Regions from separate parts of the Homo sapiens genome. Here region 1 is linked to region 2. A link is an interaction called in ENCODE POLR2A ChIA-PET data of the cell type or tissue named here. Cell type or tissue: OCI-LY7. All regions are shown on one strand. Links, peaks and the distances in the headings refer to the core of each region. The heading gives the core; the rest is flanking DNA. Region 1 has its middle 18 kb from the start of ANAPC7. Region 2 overlaps TCTN1 (tectonic family member 1).

Region 1 (10,057 bases), core at 2,629-6,628, 210 kb before region 2:
TTGCAGTGAGCCTAGATCGTGCCACTGCACTCCAGCCTGGGCAACAGAGCGAGACTCCGTCTCAAAAAAAAAAAAAAAAAAAAGCTGCTCTGCAGGTTGAACCAGCTAGGTGTACCACCATATCTAAGACACTTAGAACAACACCTAGCACACTGTGAGCACTGAAGGAGTGAAGGACGTGCCATCCCAAAATATGCCAAATTGGGCTGGGCATGGTGGTTGTAATCCCAGTACTTTGGGAGGCCGAGGCAGGCAGATCACTTGAGCTCAGGAGTTCAAGACCTGCCTAGGCAATATAGCAAGACCATGTCTGTACAAAAAAACACAAAAATTAGCCGGACATGGTGGTGCTCATCTATAGTCCCAGCTACCAGGGAGACTGAGGCAGGGGAATCACTTGAGCCCAGGAAGTGGAGGCTGCAGTGAGCTATGATCCCACCACTGCACTCCAGCCTGGGTGACAAAGAGAGACCCCGTCTCAAAAATAAATAAATAAATAAAACAAAAATCCCAAAACTCCAAATATGCCAAATCGATATATCAATTATTGAGTTAAAAAGCATTAGAGAGGCTGGGCACGGTGGCTCACGCCTGTAATTCAAGCACTTTGGGAAGCCGAAGCAGGCTGATCACTTGAGCCCAGGAGTTCAAGACCAGCCTGGCCAACATGGTAAAACCCTCTCTCTACTAAAAATACAAAAATTAGCTGGGCGTGGTGACGCATGCTACTCAGGAGACCGAGGCATGAGAATCACTTGAACCTGGGAGGTGGAGGTTGCAGTGAGCTGAGATTGTGTCACTGCACTCCAGTCTGGGTAACAGAGTGAGATTCTGTCACCAAAGAAAAAAAAAATAGAGGAAGTAAAGTTTCAGAAACAATGAGCTGACCACTGTTTTCCTGCATGTAACAAGTGATGAGGATTTATCTGGAAAAGGTACCCTCTCCATATAAGAGCAAGAAAATAGCCCTTATCTCCAGAGACTTAAAACTAAAGGCTACAATGGACCTCCATAAACATACTTAACAAAGTTACCTTTACTTTCACCAGTTTGGCACTCCCCCCATTTATCTCCTAGTGACTCCCCTGAAAAATTTACTGCCCCAGCCAGATTTTCTTTGTCCTGTCATTTCTTCTCAAGTATATTGCTCTTTGTCTAAAACATATAAAGCATCTTATTTGGCCACTTCTTCAGACTTCACTCTTTTTTTTGTGTAGACCCCCCCGTACACGTGAAACAAAGTTTGTACACTTTTCTCTTGTTAATCTGCCTGGTGTCAGTTCGTTTTCGATCCAGCTCAAAAACCCACTAAGAGTTAAAAGAGGGGCTGGAGGTGATCTCTGGGTCCCTTGCAGTGTAGCGGGCTAATTTAGGAATCAGACCGACGGGTTGAGGAGGATACTTACTATTTAATTATTTAGGTGCACCAACCCAGTCGGATTAACATCCAAAGGACTGAGCCCCTAACAAAGAGTCAAGTTACCTTTTAAGCATTTCATGGGGCAGGGGGAGATCTGTGCAGGGGGAAGCATATTACAGAAGTGAGAAACAAAGACAGTTATTCAGTTGAGACATGCATTACATCATTTCTTTTTTTTTTTTTTTTGAGACGGAGTCTCGCTCTGTCGCCCAGGCTGGAGTGCAGTGGCGGGATCTCGGCTCACTGCAAGCTCCGCCTCCGGGTTCACGCCATTCTCCTGCCTCAGCCTCCCAAGTAGCTGGGACTACAGGCGCCCGCCACTACGCCCGGCTAATTTTTTGTATTTTTAGTAGAGACGGGGTTTCACCGTTTTAGCCGGGATGGTCTCGATCTCCTGACCTTGTGATCCGCCCGCCTCGGCCTCCCAAAGTGCTGGGATTACAGGCGTGAGCCACCGCGCCCGGCCGCATTACATCATTTCTTACTTTTCAAGGAAAAACATGTTTTACGACTTGAGTTTATCTATCTACTTACCTTGCAGCCACACAGCTAGAGAAACAGAGTCTTCACAATGCCTGGGAAAGGGAGAGATAAGGCTCACTAGCCACAGACAGAAAAACAGGCAGTTAATTTTTAAAGGACTCCACCTTTTTCTCTTCCTCAGGGGGAATTGGGTTTTCTTACATACAACTGAGTTTTTGCTTACACATTCTTTAATTTCTTTTAATTCCTGTTCCAGAAGCACTATATAAATGTTTGCTATTATACTTTTTTCTTTTCTTTTCTTTTTTTTTTTTTTTTGAGACGGAGTCTCGCTCTGTTGCCCAGGCTGGAGTGCAGTGGTGTGATCTCATCTCACTGCAAGCTCCGCCTCCCGGGTTCATGCCATTCTCCTGCCTCAGCCTCCTGAGTAGCTGGGACTACAGGCGCCCACCACCATGCCTGGCTAATTTTTTGCATCTTATGGAGAAATAGCCATAGCATTTAGCAACATGAAAGTCACTGATGATGTCAACAAGAACATTTTCAGTGGCGCTTTGGTAAAGAGAAGGAGACAAATGTGAGACAATGCATATAGATAATTCTTTTATTTTGAGATGGAGTCTTGCTCTGTTGCCCATGCTAGAGTTCAACGGCATGATCTCGGCTCACTGCAACCTCTGCCTCCCAAGTTCAAGTGATTCTCCTGCCTCAGCCTCCCCAGTAGCTGGATTACAGGCATGCTCCACCATGCTCCTGCTAATTTTTGTGTATTTTAGTAGAGAAGGGGTTTTACCATGTTGGCCAGGCTAGTATTGAACACTTGACCTCAGGTAATCTGCCTGCCTTGGCCTCCCACAGTGCTGGGATTACAGGCATGAGCCACCTTGCCCAGCCAATAATTCTTTTTTTTTTTTTTGAGACGAGATCTCGCCCTTTCGCCCAGGCTGGAGTGCAGTGGCACGACCTTGGCTCACTGCAACCTCCACCTCCTGGGTTCAAGTGATTCTCCTGCCTCAGCCTCCCAAGTAGCTGGGATTACAGGCATGTGCCACCTGCCCGGCTGGCTAATTTTTGTATTTTTAGTAGAGACGGGGTTTCACCATGCTGGCCAGGCTGGTCTCGAACTCTTGACCTGGTGATCCGCCTGCCTCGGCCTCCCAAAGTGCTGGGATTACAGGCATGAGCCACTGTGCCCGGCCAATTATTTTGAGGAGTTTTGCTGCAGAGAAGTGGTTCTCAACTGGGGTGGAGGCAGGGTGGTGACTGTATTCCTAGGGGACATTGGGCAATGTCTGGAGACATCTGAGGTGGGGTGGGTGTTGCTTCTGGCATCGGGTAGATAGATACTAGGGATGCTGCTAAACATTCTTTAATGTATAGGACAGCCCCCCACGGCAAAGTGGAGGAGAAATTTACATTCATGCCAGGCATGGTGGCTCACACCTATAATCCCAGCTACTTGGGAAGCTGAGGCAGGAGAATCACTTGAACCCGGAGGTGGAGGTTTCGGTAAATCTAGATTACACCATGGCACTCCAGCCAGGGTGACAGAGGGAGATTCTGTCAAAAAGAAAAAAAAAATTTTTTTAATTCATATATTTAAGTAGCCAGTCCAAAATGTCAAAGTGTCAATGTGGAGAAGCCCTGTTGTAAAGCAAAGGAGGACATGGTTGGCAGCAGGTGGGTGAAAGAGAGGATTTTTGTTTTCTGATTGGAGAAATATCATTTTTATATACTGATGGGAATGAAGGAGAATGTATCACTGGCTAACTGGTAGAAGAAAGGTTGAGACTGGGCACAGTGGCTCAGGTCTGTAATCCCAGCACTTTGGGAGGCCAAGGTGGGTGGATCACTAGGTCAGGAGTTCAAGACCAGCCTGGCCAATATGGTGAAACTCCATCTCTACTAAAATTACAAAAATTAGTTGGGTGTGGTGGCGCATGCCTGTAGTCCCAGCTACTCGGGAGGCTGAAGCAGAAGAATCGCTTGAACCCGGGAGGCAGAGGTTGCAATGAGCTGAGATCGCACCACTGCACTCCAGCCTGGGTGGCAGAGTGAGACTCAGTCTCAAAAAAAAAAAAAAAAAAAAGAAAAGTTGATAATTCCTGCAAAGAAATAGAGCTAAAACACACCTGTGAAACTGATAAACTCACACAAAGAATGGATGAAGCAAAAATATTTATAGAGAAAAAATTAGAGGCAAAGGGGGACCTACCTCCTCTGGAAATTTTATTTATTTATTTATTTATTTATTTTTTATTTTTTATTTTTTTTGAGACAGGATCTCCCTCTGTTGCCCAGGCTTGAGTGCAGTGGCACAATCATACCTCACTGTAGCCTCAACTTCCCAGGCTTAAGTGGTCCCTCCACCTCAGCCTCCCAAGTAGCTGGGACTATAGGCATGCACCACCACACCAAGCTAATTTAAAAAATTGAGTGTGTGTGGAGATGGGGTCTTGCTATGTTGCCCAGGCTGGTCTTAAACTCCTGGGCTCAAGCTGTCCTCCTGCCTTGGCCTCACAAAGTGCTGGATTACAGGTGTGAGCCACTGTGCCCAATTTTTATTTATTTATTTAGAGTTGTGTCTCTCTCTGTCACCCAGGCTGGAGTGCAGTGGCGAAATCATAGCTCACTGCAGCCTTGACCTCCTGGGCTCAAGCAATCCTTCCACCTCTGCCTCCTGAGTACTTGGGACTACAGGTGTGTGGTACCATGCCCAGCTAATCTGGAAATTTCAAAATATTCATCTTGAAAATCAATTTATCAAAGAGAGGGTAGGTTCTACGGTTAGGTCCCATTAATATGATGTAATTCAGATCATACTGATTTTGTTTTGTTTTGTTTTGAGACAAGGTCTGGCTCTATCACCCAGGCTGGAGTGCAGTGGTGCAATCACAGCTCACTGCAACCTCTACCTTTCGGGCTCAAGAGATAATCCCACCTCAGCCTTCCAAGAAGCTGGGAGTACAGATACCTGCCACCACGCCTGGCTAATTTTTTTTGGTAGAGACAGGGGTTTTGCCATGTTGCCAGGCTGGTCTTGAACTGAGCTCAAGCTGAAACAGGAATTAAAATAAATCAAAAAATGTTTAAACAAAAACTCAGTTGTATATAAGAAAACCCAATTCCCCTTGAGGAAGAGAAAGAGCTGGAGTCCTTTAAAATTAACTGCCTGTCTTTCTGTGGCTAGTGAGCCTTATCTCTCCCTTTCCCAAGCATTGTGAAGACCCTGTTTCTCTAGCTGTGCAGCTACAAGGTCACTAGACAGATAATCTCAAGTTGTAAAACATGTTGTTCCTTAAAAAGTATGAAATAATGTAATGCATGTCTCAATTAAATAACTGTCTTTGTTTCTTGCTTCTGTAATATGCTTCCCCCTGCACAGATCTGCCCCTGCCCCACGAAATGCTTAAAAGGTAACTTGACTCTTTGTTCAGGGCCCAGTCCTTTGGATGTTAATCCGACTGGGTTGGTGCAGCTTAATAATTAAATAATTCCTCCTCAACCCCTCAGTCTCTCTAATTCCTTAATTATCCCGCAGCAAAGTGATCCACCCGCCTTGGCCTCCCAAAGTGCTGGGATTACACACATGACCCACCATGCTTGGCCAGATCATACTGATTTTAATAATATTCAAAGGACATGTATGGTGTTAAAACAACTTGGGACACACAGGAGATATATCCAAGGAGACTAGGCCTCCTCTTCCTCATGGAATCATATTCAGAAAGGATAATTTTGGAGCTGGAGGGCGTGTTAGAGGTTATCTTCATTTTATGTGAGGAAACAGAAGTCCTGGGATGGTAATTGGCTGTGAATCGTTAGGTCAGCTGCGTAACAGATGTAGAATGATGTGGATACCGTGGAGTGTTGGGTCAAATACATTGGAGGAACAACTTATAAATATAAATGTTCTGCTCCACTTAAGTTCATCTCTAAATGTCCAGCAGCTTCCTAAGAATGAAAATTTTTCCCAGCTGCAATCAGACATTTTTCTTAGATCTGTCTTTTGTACAAGGGGAAAAACATAACACTTATAAATTGCTCTAAGGGAAACATTACTTAACATCCCTTAAGTGTCTCCTGGCAGTGATAGGTTTCCTTTCAGTGGAAAAATAACTTCAGGACAAAGAATTTCCCTGAACAACTGGAGGGAATAAATACCACCAGCATCCCAACCAATTTTCCCTCTTTTCAGTAAAGAAGGTTCTAAGATGTCCAGATGGTCATTTTTATTTATGAGATAGTCAGACAAGTAAAAAGACTTAAATAATGGTTTAGGGATAAATCTCAAGGGGATTTGTGATAAAATAGCAAATGGGTGACTTTTTAAAAGCACTCTGAAAGCAGGAACTCAGCTTGTATAACCATGTTCATTGCAGCATTCTTCACGGAAGATGGAAACAACCCAAGTGTCCATGAACAGATGGAGAAGCAAAATGTGGTCTGTCCCTACAAGGGAATGTTATTCAGCTATAAAATAGAATGAAGGGCTGGACACGGTGGCTCACACCTCTAATCCCAGCACTTTGGGAGGCTGAGGCAGACGGATCACCTGAGGTCAGGAGTTCGAGACCAGCCTGGCCAACATGGTGAAACCCCATCTCTACTAAAAATACAACAATTAGCCAGGTGTGGTGGTGGGTGCCTGTAATCCCAACTACTCAGGTGGCTGAGGCACGAGAATCGCTTGAACCCAAGAGACGGAAGTTGCAGTGAGCCGAGATTGCACCACTGCACTCCAGTCTGAGTGACAGCGTGAGACTGTCTAAAAAAAAAAATGAAGTTCTGAGTTCTGATACATGCTACAACATGGATAAATATGACTGAATCTCAAAAACATTACATTAAGTGAAAGAAGCCAAACACAAAAAGGACAAATATCATAAGATTCCTTTTTTTTTTTTTGAGACAGAGGTCTCCGTCTGTCACCCAGGCTGGAGTGCAGTGGCACAATCTCACCTCACTCACTGCAACCTCCACCTCCTGGGTTCAAGTGATTCTCCTGCCTCAGCCTCTCGAGTAACTGAGATTACAGCTGCCCACTACCCTGCCCAGATAATTTTTGTATTTTTGGTAGAAATGGGGCTTTGCCATGTTGGCCAGGCTGGTCTCAAACTCCTGACCTCAAGTGATCTGCCTGCCTCAGCTTCCCAAGGTGCTGGGATTACAGGCGTGAGCCACTGTGCCCAGCTCACATGATTCCATTTATATGAAATGTCCAGGATAGGTGAATGCATGCAGACATCAAGTAGATTAGAGTTTACAGGGGCTGAATGGAAGCGGGGGAGTGGTTTAATGGGGACAGAGTTTCTATTGGGGTGATAAAAAAGTTTTCAAAATAGATAGTGGTGATGGTTGTACAACATTTTGAATGGAATTAATGCCACTGAATTGTACACTTAAAATAGTTAAAATGGCAAAGTTTATGTTACACATGAAAATAGTGTAAAATGCTAAACACCATTGAACATTTTATATGAGTGAATTGTATGTGAATTATTTTTCAACAAGGCTGTTTTTATTTTATTATTATTTTTTATTTTGAGACGGAGTTTTGCTCTTGTTGCCCAGGCTGGAGTGCAATGGTGCGATCTCAGCTCACTGCAACCTCCACCTCCCGGGTTCAAGTGATTCTCCTGCCTCAGCCTCCTGAGTAGCTGGAATTACAGGCATGCGCCACCACGCCTGGCTAATTTTGTATTTTTAGTAGAGACGGGGTTTCTCCATGTTGGTCAGGCTGGTTTTGAACTCCCGACCTCAGGTGATCCACCCGCCTCGAACCTCCTAAAGTGATAGGATTACAGGCGTGAGCCACTGCACCCGGCCAACAAGCCTGTTTTTAAAAAGCCCACAAAACTTGAGTACAGAAACTGTGGAAAAACTCAGAAAGAAAAAAAGTGACGATTGCTCAGGCAAATGGTTCTCAGAATGGTGGGAAAAGCAGAAAAGTGCCAATGTGGACAATCTGTGGTGTCCTTTGCCCTGTTGACAGGAGAAAGTTTCACGTCCTAGTCTGACCCTGGCTCTCAAAAATGTGAGGCATTCCCCCAGTCTTAGCTTTCAAGACAAAAAAATGTGGGGCATTCCCTCCTGCTGGGGCAGCATCCACCCCATCATATTCTACACCCTAAGGTTGCCTTCATGCCAGGCTTGACCACGTCATTTACCTGGGACCAGTATACCATTTTTGGATCTAGTCTGCCCAATTTGGCTCACTTCAGAGCTCATTTGGTTTGAGAGCCACCTTTGCTAAATCTTCTCCAACTGACTTCAACAAAGCCTCTTTTTCTCTGGGCTTCTACCGAACTGGGCATCATATGAACCTTGCAGTATTTCTTCATATCTATCTTGCTACACACATTTCCCATCAGACCATTATGGTCCTAGAGAGCAGAGACCACACTGACATCTCTTGTGCATCCTTTCAATAGCTGGCATAGTGCACCCAACAGAGCAATCTACTCATATTGTTGCATGAATGGGTTACTGAAAATTACACTCTTTCAAAGTAACCACGTTTTGGCTGTGTGGGCCAGCTCTGGATTCCGACAGATTTAGGTTTAATTACCAATTTAGCCAACTTCCAGGTGTGTGAGTTTCAAAAAGTTAATTTCTGTAGCCTCGCCTTCTTCATCTGGAAAAGGGGATAATCTTGCATCTGCCACAAAGGTTTTTTTGTGTTTTTTTTGTTTTTTTGTTTTTGAGACAGAGACTTCCTCTGTCGCCCAGGCTGGAGTGCAGTGGTGTGATATCAGCTCACTGCAACCTCCGCCTCCCAGATTCAAGCCATTCTTCGGCCTCAGCCTCCCAAGTAGCTGGGATTACAGGAACCCACCAGCACGCCCAGCTAATTTGTTGTACTTTTAGTAGAGTCGGGGTTTCACCATGTTGGCCAGGCTGGTCTCGAACTCTTGGCCTCAGGTGATCCACCCTCCTCAGCCTCCCAAAGTGCTGGGATTACAGGCATGAGCCACCGTACCTGGCCTTCTTTTTTTTTTTTTTTTTGAGACAGAGTCTTGCTCTGTCACCCAGGCTGGAGTGCAGCAGCGAGATCTTGGCTCACTGCAACCTCCGCCCCCCAGGTTCAAGCGATTCTCTTGTCTCAGCTTCCCGAGTAGCTGGGATTACAGGTGTGTGCCATCACACCCAGCTAATTTTTAATTTTATTTAATTTTATTATTTTTAAATTTTTATTTATTTTATTATTATTATTTTTTGAGATGGAGTCTTGCTCTTGTCGCCCAGGCTGGAACGCAATGGCACGATCTCAGCTCACTGCAACCTCTGCCTCCCGGGTTCAAGCAATTCTCCTGCCCCAGCCTCCTGAGTAGCTGGGATTACAGGCACTCGCCACCACGCCCAGCTAATTTTTGTATTTTTAGTAGACACGAGGTTTCACCATGTTGGCCAGGTTGATCTCTAACTCCTGACCTCGTGATTCGACTGCCTCGGCCTCCCAAAGTGCTGGGATTACAGGTGTGAGCCACCGCTCCCAGCCTTTTATTTATTTATTTATTTTTGAGATGGAGTCTTGCTGTTACCCAGGCTGGAGTGCAGTGGTGAATCTCAGCTCACTGCAAGCTCCACCTCCCGGGTACAAGGGATTCTCCTGCCTCAACCTCCTGAGTAGCTGGGATTACACACACCTGCCACAACGCCCAGCTAATTTTTCTATTTTTAGTAGAGACAGGATTTCACCATGTTGGCTAGGCTGGTCTTGAACTCCTGACCTCAGGTGATCTGCCCACCTCGGCCTCCCAAAGTGCTGGATTACAAGCGTGAGCCACAGCACCCAGTTCTAATTTTTGTATTTTTAGTAGAGACAGGGTTTCGCCATATTGGCCAGGCTGGTCTCAAACTCCTGACCTCAAGTGATCTGTCCACCTCAGCTTCCCAAAGTGCTAGGATTACAGGCATGAGCCACAGCACCTGGCCCACAAAAAGTATTTTTTTTTTTTGCAAAAGTTAAATAGGATTTAAAACTGTAAAGTGCTTAGCGCACTGCCAGATCACCTATAAATTGGAGCTGCAGAGTTGAAGCAAAGTGGAAAATCATGATGGATGATTTATCTCAATATCAACACAGAACAGATGTGGCCCTAAAATTACACTCTCCTAATGGCATGGTCTTCCAAACATCTATAAACAAAA
Region 2 (10,057 bases), core at 3,376-7,375:
GCCAAAAACCTGGAGGCTCCCCTGACCCTTGCCTCTTCCTTTCCTTTTCCTGTCTCAGCAGTCTTTCCTTTCTCCCAACCTTTCTTGAGTACCTCCTGAATGCCAGCACCAGGGACATAAAGATGAGTTAGGCACTCTCCTGCCTTCAAAGAGCTTACCGTCGAGTAAGGGAGACAGAGGAGTGGATGGCAGTTTCTACATCAAGCACGATGAGAAGGCAGAGGAATGGCATCTAACTCAGCCCCACTAAGGAATGCTCCCCAGAAAACAGGAGCTGAGCTGGGTCCTGAAGGACACGTGGAAGATGGTCAGCATGGACTGAGGGGAAGGGCATTCCAGGCAGAGGGAACTGCGTGGACAGAGATGGGGGGATGTGGGATGGCCTGCTTAACTGCAGGTAACTCAGTGTGGCCAGAAGAGGGGTGGGGTGAGAGGAGTGTAGGAAAGAGATCAGGGGTCAGGTCCCCAGGGGCCTTGTGTATATGCTAAGGGGTTTGGACTCTGTCCTGAAGTCCACAGGGCCTGGGTTGTAAGAGGATCAGATTCCCATCTTATGTAATTCTGCAGCATCATATGCAGTGGATCACAAGGCCAAGCCTGGTGGCAGAGAACCAAGTAAAAAGCTATTGCAGATGCGGATTAACGGTTTCCCTCCCCATCCTCCCCAAAAGCTGTGACAGTGGGGCTAGGGAGAAGTATCTAGATCTGATGATGATACTGAAATACTGCACAGGATTGGGGAGGTGGCTGACTGGAGGGGAGTAAGGAATCCCATTCTGTGGAGCCTTCCATCACTCTAGCCCTCGTGGTCGTCCATCCCTGCTCCTGCTTTATGAGCTCACACCTCATCCTGTCAAGCACTCACTAAAAGACCTTCAGAAGTTCTCATTATCTATAGGCTTCTTAGCCTGGATTCAGATTCATTCCCACCTTCTTTCAGAGCCTATCACCTGCTACCAGCCATCTCAAATCCACTCCAGCCCAACCTTGGTACTCAGAGTTTCCCAAAGACCATGAGTCGTTACCCAGCCTTGGCCATTGCCGTTCTTGCACTTGGATTTGCTTCCCATTCCTACTGTCTGTCTGATTTCTACTTATCCTTTAAGGCCCAGTAAAAACGGAATGATAATATCCAGTCTTGGCAAGGGTACAGGGAAATAGGCACTCTTACTACAGTGTTGGTGAGAATGTATATTGTGCCCTTCTAGAGGGCAATCTGGGAGTGTGTCTCAGAAGCTTTAAATAATGTTACCTGCCTTTTGGTTTAGCAGTTCCAGTTCAGGAAACATATCCTAAGGAAACAACTGGAGACAGTCATAAAGATGTATGTATAAGGTTGTCATTATAGCATTACATATAATTGGGGAAAATTAGAAACCTAAACCTAAACCAACGATCATAGCTCGCTGTAACCTTGCTCCTGGGCTCAAGCAGTCCTCCTACCTCAGCCTCCCAAGTAGTTAGAACTATAAGCATCTGCCAGCATGCCGGGCTAATTTTTTCTTTGTTTTCTGTAGAGATCGGGGTCTGTGTTGCCCAGGCTGGTCTTGAACTCCTGGCCTCAAGTGATCCTCCCCAGCCTCCCAAAATGCTGGGATTACAGGCATGAGCCACGGTGCTTGGGCTGTACCATATCCATATCTATATTGGTTAAACAAATTGGGGTATTAATAGGCTGGTATACGATGATGAAGCCACTTATAATATTGTAAGTGCATATTAGGCATTATATATTAAGTGAGAAAAGCCTTAAAACAGTATGTAGAATATGGTCCCATTTTTATTATGACTATCTCTATACTATTATCTGTCTGTCCAGCTATCTGTCTATTTTTTTTTTTTTTTAGAGACAAAATCTCACTTTGTGGCCCAGGCTGGTCTTGAAATCCTGGCTTCAAGTGATCCTCCTGCCATGGCCTCCCAAAGTACTGGCATTGTAGGCGTGAGCCACTGTGCCCAGCCTCTATGTTTTTTTGAGATAGGTCTTGCTCTGTCACCCAGGCTGGAGTGCAGTGACACGATCATAGCTCACTGTAACCTTGCTCCTGGGCTCAAGCAGTCCTCCTACCTCAGCCTCCCAAGTAGTTAGTACTACAGGCATCTGCCAGCATGCCGGACTAATTTTTTCTTTGTTTTTTGTAGAGATAGGGGTCTGTGTTGCCCAGGCTGGTCTTGAACTCCTGGCCTCAAGTGATCCTCCTCAGCCTCCCAAAATGCTGGGATTACAGGCATGAGCCATGGTGCTTGGCCTGTATCTGTATCTATAGCAAATTGATTGGGATTTGTCAAATCTGGGATTGGTTGAAGACTTAACTCATAACTTCTTTTTTTTTTTTTTTTGGGAGAGAGAGTCTCACTCTGTCGCCCAGGCTGGAGTGCAGTGGCACGATCTTGGCTCACTGCAACCTCCCAGGTTCAAGCAATACTCCTGCCTCAGTCTCCCCAGCAGCTGGAACTACAGGCACATGCCACCACGCCTGGCTAATTTATTTTTGTATTTTTAGTAGAGACAGGGTTTCGCCATGTTGGCCAGGCTGGTCTTGAATGCCTGACCTGAGGTGATCCGCTCACCTCGGCCTCCCAAAGTGCTGGGATTACAGGCATGATCCACTGTGCCTGGTCCTGTACCATAACTTGTAAGCACTAAACCTTCCAGACGACTGATCTCAGGTGATCCACCCGCCTCGGCCTCCCAAAGTGCTGGGATTAGAGGCATGAGCCACTGTGCCTGGCCCTGTACCATAACTTCTAAGCATTAAACCTTCCAGATGACTCCACATTTTCTTACTCTCACAGTCCTTTGAAGACAGCTTTATTCTAAAGACAAGGAATTTGGATCTATTCTGGGTACTTTTAAACAATCTGAAGGTCTGCAAAATTTTATCTAATTGATGCTATCAGAGTTTGTAAAGTTCACTGACATAAAAATTATACCCTGATCTACGTTCTTGACAAGATTTCCTTAAAGGTTATTCTACTTGTCTCAATTTTGTTTTTTTCTGTTAGAGGAAAAAGTTTTAAATGCCAAGCTTTTTCTTTTTTAAAAAGAGATGAGGATCTCACTATGTTGCCAGACTGGCCTCGAACTCCTAACCTCAAGTGAGCCTTGCATCTTAACCTCCTGAGTAGTTGGTAATACAGGTGCATGCTACTGTGACTGGCCCAAATGCAAAATATTTCAACACAGAATAAACTAAATAAAAATGGATTCAGCCAGCTGTGGTGACTCATGCCCAGCACTTTGGGAGGCTGAGGCAGGTGGATCATCTGAGGTAAGGAGTTTGAGACCAGCCTGGCCAACATGGTGAAACCCTGTCTCTAATAAAAATACAAAAATTAGCCAGGCATGGCAGTGCACACCTGTAGTCCCAGCTACTCGGGAGGCTGAGGCAGGAGAATCACCTGAACCCAAGAGGCAGAGGTTGCAGTGACCCGAGATCGTGCCACTGCACTCCAGCCTGGGAGAGTGAGGCTACATCTCAAAAAAAAGGATTCAATTTTTTTTTTTTTTTTGAGATGGAGTCTCACTCTGTCACCAGGCTTGAGTGCAGTGGCGCGATCTCGGGTCACTGCAACCTCTGCCTCTTGGGTTCAAGCGATGTTCGTGCCTCAGCCTCCCTAGTAGCTGGGATTACAGGCACCCACCACCACGCCCAGCTAATTTTTGTATTTTTAGTGGAGATGGGGTTTTACCATCTTGGCCAGGCTGGTCCCCATCTCCTGACCTTGTGATCCGCCTACCTCGGCCTCCCAAAGTGCTGGGATTACAGGTGTGAGCCACCGTGCCCAGCCGGATTCAATTCTAATATGCTTTCTTTTTTCTTTCTTTCTTTCTTTTTTTTTTTGTGAGACAGAGTCTTGCTCTGTTGCCCAGGCTAGAGTGCAGTGGCGCGATCTTGGCTCACTGCCAGCTCTGCCTCCTGGGTTCATGCCATTCTCCCGCCTCAGCCTCCCAAGTAGCTGGGACGTCATGCTTTCATAAATATCCTCCACGTAACTGTTAACATAGTACAGTACAAGCATCTGACAGTTTTAAAATAATTTTGCTAAGATTGTGTGCTTATGTCTTGTAACTTTGTATTATTATTTTTTTAATTTTCAGGGGCGACAGCCAGTTTTGTAGTCAAAAAGCAGTCATCTATTCATTGAATTTTACAGCAAACCCACCTCAAAGAGTATTTGAACTTGTTGACCAGATTAATCCATCTATTTTCTGCATTCATATTACAAACTGTAAGTATTTGACATTGATATATTTTGTGAAGCTCTGGAAAATTTTTCTCAAAGTTATGGAAAAATGTGTCAGATTTATTTTATAATTATGATTATGGTTTTTTTGAGACAGAGTCTTGCTCTGTCACCCAGGCTGGCGTGCAGTGGCGCAATCTCGGCTCACTGAAACCTCCACCTCCCAGATTCAAGTGATTCTCCTGCCTCAGCCTACTGAGTAGCTGGGATTACAGGTGCCTGCCACCATGCCTGGATAATTTTTGTGTGTGCGTGGTTTTTTTTTTTTTTTTTTTTTTTTGAGACGGAGTTTCGCTCTTGTTGCCCAGGCTGGAGTGCAACGGCTCAATCTCGGCTCATCACAAATCCTCTGCCTCTTGGGTTCAAGTGAGTCTCCTGCCTCAGCCTCCCAAGTAGCTGGGATTACAGGCATGGGCCACCATGCCTGGCCAGTTTTGTATTTTTAGTAGAGACGGGGTTTCTCCATGTTGGTCAGGCTGGTCTTGAACTCCCGACCTCAGGTGATCCACCTGCCTTGGCCTCCCAACGTGCTGGGATTACAGGTGTGAGCCACTGTGCCCAGCCCTATTATTACTATTTTTTCTTTCTTTCTTTTTTTTTTTTTTTTTGAGGCAGAGTCTCACTCTGTTGCCCAGGTTGGAAAGCAGTGGCACGTTCTCAGCTCACTGCAACCTCTGCCTCCCGGGTTCAAGTGATTCTCCTGCCTCAGCCTCCCGAGTAGCTGAGATTACAGGTACCTGCCACCACACCCAGCTAATTTTTTATTTTTAGTAGAGACAGGGTTTCACCATGTTGGCGAGGCTGGTCTCAAACTCCTGACCTTAAATGATCCTCCTGCCTCGGCCTCTCAAAATGCCGAGATTACAGGTGTGAGCTGCCTTGTCCAGCCCTCAGTTAGATTTAAAGCAATTATTCTGTTTTGCTATATGTATAGTGTATATCTTTAGAGACCATTTCACAGGTAATAGGAAGTAACTTTATAGACCTGTGGGCATGCACATTTTCTTTAAAAGTAATTATGATTGTGTAGTTGTCTTTCGAAACCGTATACTTATCTTAAAAGTGTTTATAATATGCAGACATACATAGGAATCTAGGTTTCTATATATACATGTGTTTTTTTAACTTTATTTCCTCCTGGTTTAATGGTTGAAAATCAGGCTCAGCTTTGAACATTACCTGTGGTTTCTATTTCCTTTTTTCTTTTATTTTTACTAAGAATATTTGCATGAAAACAGGATCTTTATTTTTATCTGAGCATTTAGCTCAAATATATGTCTAGATCCAAAGTACATGTACATGTAAAATGTTATCAGGATATCAAAGATCAGAGACACGTTTATGCTTTTATTTGTCAAATTCTGTCATATTTTCAGAATATCTTTATAGATTTTGGTTTTGTTCTCTTGTGATTGAAAACAGGCAGATGCTCTGTGTGATTTGTAATCTGAAGTGATAACTGGCCAGTGACTGTCAGGTTCTCTGTCGTAACACCAGCCCAGTGAACATGCCAGCCTGCTTCCTTCTCTCTCTTCTGTACACAGCACATTTTACTCCAGGACTTTCACGGTGGCTGTGTGAGAGTAGAAGTCGGATTCTTTCATTCCCATAGCCATCCGGAGAGAGCTTCTCCTTACAGGTTGATACAGCAAACTCATCAGTCCAGGGGCTAGAGAAATAGACGGATTATTATTGGCTTCTGTTGTGCTGTTTACTTGTAAGTGCTACAAACTATTACTTCCCCATTATTAGAAGAAGCAGGCTGAGTCTGGAGGTCCTGTTTGTTTAATAAGCTTTAAAAAATCCTGGGAGAAGTGAATATGGAAAAATACACTTTTTTTTTTTTTTTTTGAGATGAAGTCTCACTGTGTCACCCAGGCTGGAGTGCAGTGGCGCTATCTCAGCTCACTGCAACCTCTGCCTGCTGGGTTTCAGCGATTCTCCTGCCTCAGCCTCCCGAGTAGCTGGGATTACAGGTGCACACCACCATGACTGGCTAATTTTTGTATTTTTAGTAGAGACAGGATTTCACCGTGTTGGCCAGGCTGGTCTCAAACTCCTGACCTCAGGCAGTCCGCCCGCCTTGGCCTCCCAAAGTGTTGAGATTACAGGCGTGAGCCCATGCGCCCAGCCAAGACACTATTTGTTTTTTACATCAGCCTTGATGCTATTAAAAACTTTCCAAAACCTTTATATAGGTCATACATATTATACATATATTTTATACCGATTTAAAATACTGTTTTTTTTAAAAAACAGATAAACCTGCATTATCCTTTATTAATCCAGAAGTACCTGATGAAAACAATTTTGATACATTGATGAAAACATCTGATGGTTTTACATTGAATGCTGAATCATATGTTTCCTTCACAACCAAACTGGATATTCCTACTGCTGCTAAATATGAGGTGAGCCTGAACTTGATTGATTCTTTTCATCCCATCACAAATATCTTTCCTTGTAAGTTAATTTTCAAGGTTACCAGGAAAACTGGGTTCCTTGAGACAGAGTTGATATTATAGACTAAAAAACTTAATGTTCATGCCTACAAATCAAAGATCATGAAAATTAAAACTGAATATTTGAAGATGGATTAAAGACTTAAATGTAAGACCTAAAACCATACAAACCCTAGAAGAAAACCCAGGCAATACCATTCAGGACATAGACATGGGCAAAGACATCATGAGTAAAACAACCAAAAGCAATGGCAACAAAAGCCAAAATTGACAAATGGGATCTAATTAAACTAAAGAGCTTCTGCACAGCAAAAGAAACTATCATCAGAGTGAACGTGTGACCTACAGAATGGGAAAAAATTTTTGCAATCTATCCATATGACAAAGGGCTAATATCCAGAATCTACAAGGAACTTAAATAAATTTACAAGAAAAAAACAACCCCATCAAAAAGTGGGTGAAGGATATGAATAGACACTTTTCAAAAGAAGACATTTAAGTGGCCAACGAACCTATGAAAAAAGGCTCATCATCACTGGTCATTAGAGAAATGCAAATCAAAACTGCAATCAGATACCATCTCACGCCAGTTAGAATGACGATTATTAAGAAGTCAGGAAACAACAGGTGCTGGAGAGGATATGGAGAAATAGGAACGCTTTTACACTGTTGGGTGGGAGTGTAAATTATTTCAACCATTGTGGAAGACAGTGCGGCGATTCCTCAAGGATCTAGAACCTAAAATACCATTTGACCCAGCAATTCCATTACTGAGTATATACCCAAAGGATTATAAATCATTCTATAAAGACACACGCACACGTATGTTTATTGCAGCACTATTCACAATAGCAAAGACTTGGAACCAACCCAAATGTCCATCAGTGATAGACTGGGTGAAGAAAATGTGGCACATACACAACATGGAATGCTAAGCAGCCATAAAAAAGGATGAGTTCATGTCCTTTGTAGGAAACCATCATTCTCAGCAAACTAACATGGAACAGAAAACCAAACATCGCATGTTCTCACTCATAAGTGGGAGTTGAACAATGAGAACACATGGACACAGGGAGGGGAACATCACACACAGGGGCCTGTCAGAGGGTGGTGGGCTAGGGGAGGGGATAGCATTAGGAGAAACACCTAATGTAGATGATGGGTTGATGAGTGCAGTAAACCACCATGGCACGTGTATACCTACGTAACAAACCTGCATGTTCTGCACCCGTTATCCCAGAACTTAAAATATAATAATAAAAATAAAACTGAATATTTGAATTCTGAATAGAGGATTTAAGGTTGTTTATTCTGTGATAAACTTGTATTTTGTCTCTTCAGAGTTCTTTGTTCTCCTCAACCTTAAAAGATGCAGCAAAATGCTTGAGGCATGTTGCTGAGATCATGGAGTAGATTGGTTGGTTGTCTGGTCATCTTCTCAAAATTGTATTTAGTTTTACAGATTTTGGAAGATGTGTGCTGTTTTATGTCTATTCAGTAGTACACCTTTAAATGGGACACATATTAACTGAATGAACCTTAACTCTTTTGGAAGCATCTTTTTAAAAGCAAAGTATAAAAGCAACATGTACTAGTTCTAAAAGTTCAACATATAGAGGCATATAAGTTGAAAGATCCCTGTATCCATTAATATTCATACTGCAAATCACTTTGAAGAGATTGGTGTGTATTCTTCCTGATTTTTAAATATGTCTATTATAATGTATATATGGTGTTGTATAGAAGTGGGATTTATAGGTATCCACATTGTTCTAGAAAATTCCTTTTTCAGTGATAAATCATGTGCATCTTCCCATGTCAATATAAAATTTACCATTGAGCATTTTCCATGTGCCAGGCACTGTGAAGAGCTTTTCAGGCATTACTTCATGCACCCCCCTGGGAGGGATGCACCATTGTCTCCATTTACCTGATGAGAAAAACTTAGGCACAGGAAAGCAACTTGTCAGAACTAGTGATAGAGCTGCGTTGTTGTTGTTGTTGTTGTTGTTTTTGAGATGGAGTCTTGCTGTGTCGCCCAGGCTGGAGTGCAGTGGTGTGATCTTGGCTCACTGCAACCTCCGCCTCTCAGGTTCAAGCAATTCTCCCACCTCAGCCTCCCAAGTAGCTGGGATTGCAGGCACCTGCCATCATGATCAGCTAATTTTTGTATTTTTGTAGAGATGGGGTTTCACCATGTTGGCCAGGCTGGTCTTCAGCTAATTTTTGTATTTTTGTAGAGACGGGGTTTCACCATGTTGGCCAGGCTGGTCTTGAACTCCTGACCTCAGGTAATCCGCTCGCCTCGGCCTCCCAAAGTGCTGGGATTACGATGTGAGCCACTGCACCCAGCCCTAGAGCTGTAGTTTACAAAATATTCTTGGCTGGGCATGGTGGCTCACGCCTATAATCCCAGCACTTTGGGAGGCCGAGGCGGGCAAATCACTTGAGGTCAGGAGTTCCACACCAGCCTGGACAATATAGTGAAACCCCATGTCTACTAAAAATACAAAAATTAGCTGGGCGTGGTGGTGCGTGCCTGTAGTTCCAGCTACTTGGAAGGCTGAGGCATGAGGATCGCTTGAACCCAGGAAGCGGAGGTTGCAGTGAGCTGAGATCATGCCACTGCACTCCAGCCTGGGCAATAGAGCAAGACTCCATCTCAAAAACAAACAAACAAACAAAGCCAAAATATTATTTTCTGTGTATGTATCTGAGCTGTTCCACTCTTAACAGACATGTTTCCAGTTTTTGCTGTTATCCACAATGAACATTCTCATATATACATACATTTTTGTACACTTCACTGATTAAATCCTTAGGATACATTCCTATAAATGAGTTAGTTTGGTAAAAATGAATGGAAAATTTAAATATTGATACCAGATTGCCCTCCAGAAAAATTGCAGTGCTTTACACTCCCAGCTCCAGTGAGTGGAAGGAGTTGTTTCCCATACTCCTGCTGGCACTAAAGCATTTGGATAAACTTTCAAGTTCGAGAAAATTGGCTATAAGCCTAATAGCTATTAATCTGGGTTTTGAAGATTGGAAAATAATTTTGTGGGGTTTGGTTTTGGGAAAGAAGGCATTCTTTCATAAAACTGATTTATAAAAAATTGATTTTTATGATTTTAATGTATACTGTATATGTTATTTAAATAATTAATGCTAGCGAAAAATAATTCTCTCAACCCTGTGTCCAGCCACCTAGTTCCTGTCTGCAGAGGCAGATCGTTATGTCATTGTCTCATGTACCCTTCCAGAGGAATTCCATGACTAAGAAGCCTGCAAATACAGTAACATGCACATACAGAAACACATCCTTTTAAAAATGGCGACACAACTAG

Evidence for each region. Peaks named below come from ENCODE experiments on the same cell type or tissue, not always from the same donor. Only the 100,000 strongest peaks of a DNase experiment are listed, where the experiment ranks them.
Region 1: POLR2A ChIA-PET joins it to region 2 with 9 read pairs; 6 of 35 experiments call an interaction of 5 or more read pairs at or near these places.

The regions. Positions count from the first base shown.
Region 1 is chr12:110,416,475-110,426,531 of GRCh38, forward strand. No RefSeq gene overlaps it. Among named protein-coding and RNA genes, the nearest start is that of ANAPC7, 18 kb to the left of the region's middle. In OCI-LY7, for the core only: no CTCF peak of the experiment used is centred there; no DNase peak of the experiment used is centred there.
Region 2 is chr12:110,622,260-110,632,316 of GRCh38, forward strand. TCTN1 (tectonic family member 1) reads left to right here. Exons shown (of 15, transcript NM_001082538.3): 3 at 4,103-4,233; 4 at 6,508-6,659. It also overlaps the pseudogene RN7SL387P. Among named protein-coding and RNA genes, the nearest start is that of TCTN1, 13 kb to the left of the region's middle. In OCI-LY7, for the core only: no CTCF peak of the experiment used is centred there; a DNase peak (open chromatin) is centred at 5,712; H3K4me3 peaks cover 1,190 bases; H3K27ac peaks cover 1,288 bases.